Regions from separate parts of the Homo sapiens genome. Here regions 2 and 3 are each linked to region 1. The links are chromatin loops, found by intact Hi-C in ENCODE. Cell type or tissue: Calu3. All regions are shown on one strand.

The links. A loop is a pair of places that touch in the nucleus more often than their neighbours do. Peaks named below come from ENCODE experiments on the same cell type or tissue, not always from the same donor. Only the 100,000 strongest peaks of a DNase experiment are listed, where the experiment ranks them.
Region 2: a loop joins it to region 1, with 2.8 times the contacts of the local background. A loop is called at or near these places in 2 of 110 quality-filtered maps.
Region 3: it touches region 1 in a loop (10-fold over the local background); 5 of 110 quality-filtered maps call a loop at or near these places.

The regions. Positions count from the first base shown.
Region 1 is chr4:22,961,583-22,964,082 of GRCh38, reverse strand. No RefSeq gene overlaps it. Among named protein-coding and RNA genes, the nearest start is that of ADGRA3, 450 kb to the right of the region's middle. In Calu3, no CTCF peak of the experiment used is centred here; a DNase peak (open chromatin) is centred at 1,482.
Region 2 is chr4:23,083,623-23,086,122 of GRCh38, reverse strand. It overlaps LOC105374524 (a long non-coding RNA gene), which reads right to left. Exons shown (of 19, transcript XR_007058437.1): 9 at 2,335-2,426. Among named protein-coding and RNA genes, the nearest start is that of ADGRA3, 570 kb to the right of the region's middle. In Calu3, no CTCF peak of the experiment used is centred here; DNase peaks (open chromatin) are centred at 962 and 1,472.
Region 3 is chr4:23,131,223-23,133,722 of GRCh38, reverse strand. All of the region lies in intron 12 of LOC105374524 (a long non-coding RNA gene), which reads right to left. Among named protein-coding and RNA genes, the nearest start is that of ADGRA3, 620 kb to the right of the region's middle. In Calu3, no CTCF peak of the experiment used is centred here; no DNase peak of the experiment used is centred here.

The DNA of each region.
Region 1 (2,500 bases):
AAAGAACTTAAACAAATTTACAAGAAAAAAACAAACAATCCCATCAAAAAATGGATGAAGGATATGAGCAGACACTTCTCAAAAGAAGACATTTATGCAGCCAACAAACATGAAAAAAAGCTAGTCATCACTGGTCATTAGAGAAATGCAAATCAAAACCTCAATGAGATACCATCTCACACCAGTTAGAATGGTGATCATTAAAAAGTCAGGAAACAACAGATACTGGAGAGGATGTGGAGAAATAGGAATGCTTTTACACTGTTGGTGGGAGTGTAAATTAGTTCACCCATTGTAGAAGACAGTGTGGTGATTCCTCAAGGATCTAGAACTAGAAATACCATTTGACCCAGCAATCCCATTACTGGGTATATACCCAAAGGATTATAAATCATTCTACTATAAAGACACATGCACATGTATGTTTATTGCGGCACTGTTCACAATAGCAAAGACTTGGAACCAACCCAAATGCCCATGAATGGCAGACTGGATAAAGAAAATGTGGCACATATTTACCATGGAATACTATGCAGCCATAAAAAAGGATGATCTCACATCCTTTGCAGGGACATGGATAAAGCTGGAAATCATCATTCTCAGCAAACTAACACAAGAACAGAAAACGAAACACCGTATGTTCTCACTTGTAAGTGGGAGCTGAACAATAAGAACACATAGACACAGGGAGGGGAACATTACACACTGGGGCCTGTCAGAGCGTGGGGGATTGGAGGAGGGATAGTATCAGGAGAAATACCTAATGTAGATGACACGTTGATGGGTGCAGCAAATCACCATGGCACGTGTATACCTGTGTAACAAACCTGCATGTTCTGCACATGTATCCCAGAACTTAAAGTATAATAATAATAAAAGAAAGAAAGAAAGAAGGAAGGAAGGAAGGAAGGAAGGAAGGAAGGAAGGAAGGAAGGAAGGAAGGAAAGAAAGAAAGAAAGAAAGAAAGAAAGAAAGAAAGAAAGAAAGAAAGAAAGAAAGAAAGAAAGAAAGAAAGTCCCTGAGATCTCTGAGGTGTCTGCTAAATATCTATTTCTTGGCTTATGGAATTCATGACCCCACTTTTCTGACTTAGTAAGAACCCTGCAGAGAGAAGGGTGACTTCTCGTCACTCTAGGACCTACAGCAAACACATGACCTTCTCCCACCAATCTGGATATATTCGTGGTTCTCACATTTTGTCTGCATCCCTATATTATACCAAGAGCAGAGCACTATAGTTAATGTATTTACATAGACCCACTTCTACCAAACTATACCCTTTGAGAGGAGTACACATTGTCTCTTATTCTTTTTTTTTTTTTTTGCCTCTCCAGTGTTCAGTGTTTGCTGAAAGAATTGAATGTTCCATCTGATTTGATTACCAATTCCTGCAGTTCCCTGAATTCAGCCCACATTGTGCAGCACTCTAAAAAATTCTAGAACAATCCCTTCCCCCAAATTTTACACAACTTGGTTTGAACTCCCTCTGCTGGTGAATCCAGTAAAATCCCTCGACTACGGATCTAGTTTACAACGTTCACTGAGAAAAAGAGAAGGCTATCAAGCAGAAAAAAAGTCTAAAATAGACAGCATTTCCTGAGGGAGCATTAAACTTCATCTTTAAGAGATCATTGCTTTGTGCAAGGAAACACTATAAAAAAGAGTGAACCTTATCATCAGTTTCACTGTGTAGTTGAGCCTAGGAGTAAAGTGCAGAGATTGAGAAATCTCCTGGGCCGAGATAGGAGGATAACTAATGAACTAGAAGATATCTGGGGTGTGTGATCCTTAATTGTACATTTCATTGCTTTTACTATTTTCTATTACAACTTTATAGCTGGCTAACCGTATTTTTCAAGAGCCAATGCTTGGCCGTAAGAATGTGTTTAAGAAAATAAAAAGAACCTCTTAACTTCTTTAGAAACTTTTTTCTCTTTAATAGATTTTCTCTTTTCTCCCCCGAAGCAGTGATTCTTTCAAAAACGAGAACACTAAATTTATTTCCAAAATGAATATGGAACTTTTTAATATCTCACACTCATTTTCCCCTTACCTTCCTAAGTATTTTTCTTCCTTATAATTTAATATAAGGCAATATCATGAGTCATAAGATTGATACCTAATTATTACAAGTGAAATAATTGTAAGTAATGGAGATGTATTTCACTTTCAGACTGTTGAAGAAATTGAAGCATTTTATATTATGAATGATTATTGGCTTTGAACAGTGCAGAATTTTGTGGTTCCTCATTCCACTCAAGAAGTTTTCACATGAGGCCAGTTAAAGCACATAAGCTCTTACAGATCAAATAAACTCATATAAACTTAAGTGAAAATGGAAATAAAAAGGAAGGGCATTAGCATTTATTTAGTTCTTAATATGTACAAGAGATTCACATAAATGTATTTCATATGTATGTCCACTTATCTTTACAGAAATCCTGTGAAGTAAGTATTATACCTTTGTTTTACAAAAGGGAGAATAAATTTAGAGAGTCTA
Region 2 (2,500 bases), 120 kb before region 1:
CTCTCTTGATTCCCTTTCCACCCCCTCTACTTCTCGTGCCTCTGCCACCCCTGAGATAGGAAGATCAACACCCCCTCCTCTACCTTCCTCTCCTCAGCCTACTCAATGTGAAGTTGATGAGAATAAAGACTTTTATAATGATCCACTTCCACTTAATAAATAGTAAATATATTTTCTCTTCCTTGCGATTTTCTTAAATACATTTTCTATTCCCTATCTTACTTTATTGTAGGAATACAGTATAGAAGACATATAATATATAGAATACATGTTAATTGACTATTTATGTTATTGGTAAGGCTTCCTCTCAACAGTACACTATCAGTAGTTAAGTTTTGGAGGAGATAAAGTTGTATGTTTGTTTGTTTGCTTGTTTTTTTATTGTGCAGGGGTTGGTGCCCCTAATACTTGCGTTGTTCAAGGGTCAACTAAATATCCCGCCCAATAATTAATTGTTCACATTGTTTAGGTCAACAGGATGTTATTACATGTGATGTAAGCAAACGTTTAATGTGCTAATGTAGTTGCTTTTGTCATCACCATGCAGAGAACATATCCCAGGTAGCCACAGCTCCTCCAGCCTGCAGTTCGGAATGAGACACATCAATTAGACCTGCTACTGGATCCAAGCCCTGTCAGTTCACAGTCTGAAGCAGAACTTCCCAGCTGACCCTCAGACGTGTGAGTAAATAAATGTGCTTTAAATAAAATAAATACATATAAATAAAATATCAAAATAAAATAAATTTTAAAATAAATAAAAATTTAAAAATATGTAAATAACATTAAATAATTTAATTAAATATGCTTTAAATAAAAATACTTATATTTGTAAGTGCAGTGACTTTTGGCACCAAGTACCTGTAGTTAGGTCAGACTTCACAGATGAAGGGCATAGTCCTCTTTAAAACAGCCTTCACTTCAGACACCAGCCACAAGGTTAGGAGTCCCCAGGCCACCCTCACTTTTGACCAACTGGCTACAAATCCACGCGTTCCCACTTCCTCTATGATTCATTAATTTGCTAAAATGACTCATAAAACTCAAGAAAGAACTGTATTTATAATTGTAGTTTTCTTATAGCATAAGAATACAAATCAGCACTAGCTAAATGTATTGACACAGAGCAAGGTCTGAGAGGCTCCCAAATATGGAAGCCCCACTGTCCTCTCTTCATGGAGTCCAGAGTTCCCTTTCTGGCACATCGTTGTTTGACAATGCTCAGAATATTGTCAACCAGGGAAGTTCACTTAAGCTTCTGTGTCCTAAGTATGAGTGATTGAATCATCCCCATGTCACTCAATCTACAGTCAGCCTCCTCTCCCAAAAAGTCAAGATATTATCATATAGCTCACAACTCAACCATCCAAACATATGGTTGGTCTTTCTGGCATGACCAATCTCCCTTCTGAGTGAACTCTCAGGGCCCATCATGAATAACAAAGCCACTTCTATGGCTCAGGAAATCCCCAGGACTTAGAGGCTACCACCCAGGAACTGGGGACAAAGGCCAGTGAAATTCTTCATTACAGAGTAAGCCACTGAATCTTTGGTGTGGTTTGTTACACTACATTATCCTGGCAATAATTGACTTCTACAAAATGTCCATTACAAAAAAAACACCACATGCCACGCTAGTTTGAATTTTTTATGGAAAATATCAATGGAGATGAGGAAACAGATGACAAGATGATCACATATTTGGGTCTCATATTTAAATAGATGAATACCCACAACCATTTTAAAATACGTTGAGCTTGAACTCTCATTCTAGAGAAAAATATTGAAAGGATGGCTTTTGTTTTCTATAATCTGTTATATTTTATCTGTCTCCCTTCCTTTGACGTAAGCCTTGAGATTTCTTTGGGCTAAGGATGAAATTTATATTCTTGATAAAAACTTTTTCTCATTAAGGGATAGTTATCATTACTCATCATGACATTAAATTAATGTTAAAGAGGAAATAGTTTATTCCAAATTCAAGTAGGGTAGTTATCTAATTAGTACTAACATTAGTATTAATTAGTTAGTATTAGTACTAACATTAGTTCTAACTAGTGCTGACATTAAATGTTAGTACTAATTAGCTAGTTATCTATCTACTTAGAGTTATCTAATTAGTACGAACATTCAATGTTCTAGAATATGCTTTACCTGAGAGTTGTGAAGACTCACCCCTAAAGTGTCACTAGTGATTCTTCTTTCCTTAATGCATCTAGAGACATAGCTAAACATGGTTTCATTTTAACTTTCACAGATACAGTGTAGTGGCAAAAAAAAAAAAAAAAAAAAAAAAAAAAACTCAAAAAACAAAATATAGGATTTCTAGCCTACCTGTCAAGAAATTCATCATAGAGGCTCTGTTCTTCATGTGCTGTGTGATTTTGAGCAAGTCACTTCTTTTCACTAGACTCCAAATTTTTCATCTGTAAAATAAGAAAGACCAGCAGATCTCTGAGTTTCCTAACAGGTCAATTAATTCCATTTCTCTCTGAATTAC
Region 3 (2,500 bases), 170 kb before region 1:
TCCTGCTAGAAAATATTACCAGTGGCCAGGCACAGTGGCTCACACCTGTAATCCCAGCACTTTGGGAGGCCGAGGTGGGCAGATCACTTGAGGTCAGGAGTTCAAGACCAGCCTGGCCAACATGGTGAAACCCCATCTCTACTAAAAATACAAAAATCAGCCAGGCGTGGTGGTAGGTGCCTATAGTTCCAGCTACTCCAGAGGCTGTGGCATGAGAATCACTCAAACCCAGGAGGCGAAGGTTGCAGTGACCTGAGATTGTACCACTGCACTCCAGCCTGGGTGACAGAGTGAGACTCTGGCTCGAAAAAGAAAAGAAAAGAAAAAAGAAAATATTACTAAAGGACTATTTCATGTGTTGTTATTTTCTATGAAAGAAAATAATCCATAGCATGCTCAAGTGATAGGTACTATAGAAATATTCACATAGGAAAACATACAGGCTTGATTACAAGTGAGGTATACTATTTTAACTCAAAACTTATTGCTTGAAAAAAGCAGAAAGCCAACTAGGAAGAGAAATTATGTGCTGCCATAAAAATCAAAAATGAAAGAATCCAACCCATTAACCTTGGATGTACAGAAACTTGAAGTTCCCTCATTCTTTTTGATAATCCTGGATTTTTCATCTAAATTTCATTCGACCTCGAGCAGACCTGCATTTGGCTTATTACTGAAATTTCATTGCTGAAATTTTCCAATGTAAAAAGTTTTCTAATCAGAAGTTAAATTTATACAAAATCTCCACTGTATTGAAGAAATAAATGTCTGCTTCTGCATTTTGTGCTTTGGGAATATGAGTTAGTTTTATTGTGGTGTTTCCAAATCAAGTCTCCAATTCTAACAGGGAAAAAAATCACATAGGACTCCATCTCTGTGCCAAAGCCCAGAATGAATTGAAATTTTATGAAGGGGCCTGAGCTTTAAGTTGTTAATAAGAAACTCCTGAGTTTCAGTTTCTCTCATCTTAGGTAATTGGGGCTTTAAGTGCATACAGAAAACTCGGGTCTCATATGATTGATACTTGGGACGTCCTTCCTTGTTCTGTTTAAGTTCCTTGGGAGCAATTCATCTCATTTTGTTTGTTTCTTTTTGCTTATAATCACTTCATATTTGACTATCAACTCGGGGAAATCTGAGTAGCTATACTAAGCCTAAAGATAGGTGGAGCAGGCAAGCTGCTTTGAATTGTTTCCAGCTTCCAGGGGCATTTCACTAGCATCTCCCCATTCATCCATCACACTTACTCCTCTTAATCCTCAAACAAGAAAGGCCTTTAAAATACTGACCACTCTCCACTGTGCTAACATTCCCTGGGAAAACACACAGTTTTCTTGTCCCAAAGATAGTTAAAATAAAATATAAAAAGCAAGGATAGGCTGGGCGCCGTAGCTCACGCCTGTAATCCCAGCACTTTGGAAGGCTGAGGCAGGCAGATCACCAGGTCAGGGGTTTGAGACCAGCCTGGCCAACATGGTGAAATCCCATCTCTACTAAAGATACAAAAAATTAGCCAGGCATGGTGGCGCACGCCTGTAATCCCAGTTACTCAGGAGGCTGAGGCAGGAGAATCGCTTGAACCCGGGAGACACAGGTTGCGGTGAGCCAGGCAGGAGAATCGCTTGAACCCAGGAGGCACAGGTTGCGGTGAGCCGAGATGGCTCGACTGCACTCCAGCCTGGGCGACAGGGTGAGACTCGGTCTCAAAAAAAAAAAAAAAAAAAGCAAGAATAACAGCAAATCGAGAGCAAGGCACACAGCCTGTTGCTCCCTATCTGTTTCTTGGAGACACGACCACACACACAAACCCCATATATGGTTTTTTTCCCTCCCTCTACTTACTCTCCCAAAGGGACAGCTGTGTTGTGAAAGGCTTTTATTTAGAAAGTCAGAGAGGAGTTGAGAGTTCCATTGGCTGTCTCAATAACCCCCAGGTTTACACAAGCTCTTACTCAGGAACTGAGCATCTTCTTAAAAGATAGCTTTGTGGCTGGGTGCGGTGGCTCATGCCTGTAATCCCAGCACTTTGGGAGACCGAGACAGGTGGATCACTTGAGGTCAAGAGTTTGAAACCAGCCTGGCCAACATGATGAAACCCCATCTCTACTAACAACACAACAATTTTCCAAGCATGGTGGTACAAGCTTGTAATCCCAGCTACACAGGAGGCTGAGGCAGGAGAATCGCTCGAACCAGGAGGTGGAGGTTGCAGTGAGTCAAGATCACACCACTGCACTCCAGCCTGGGCAACAGAGTGAGACTCTGTATTAAAAAAAAAAAAAAAAAAAAAAACAACTTTGAGTCTAACAATTACAAAAGCAACCTTTATCTACATTATCCAAGAAGGCACACTCTTGTCTCAATTTTCAAATGGGGGTGATGTCTGTTTATAAGAAGTATGTACCAGAGCTGTAGAAAAAAGATTTGACATTAGTCCCAGATCAAATTAGAGACTACAGAGAAAAAATAAGAATATAAGCCTTTGAAGGGCAGACGTAAA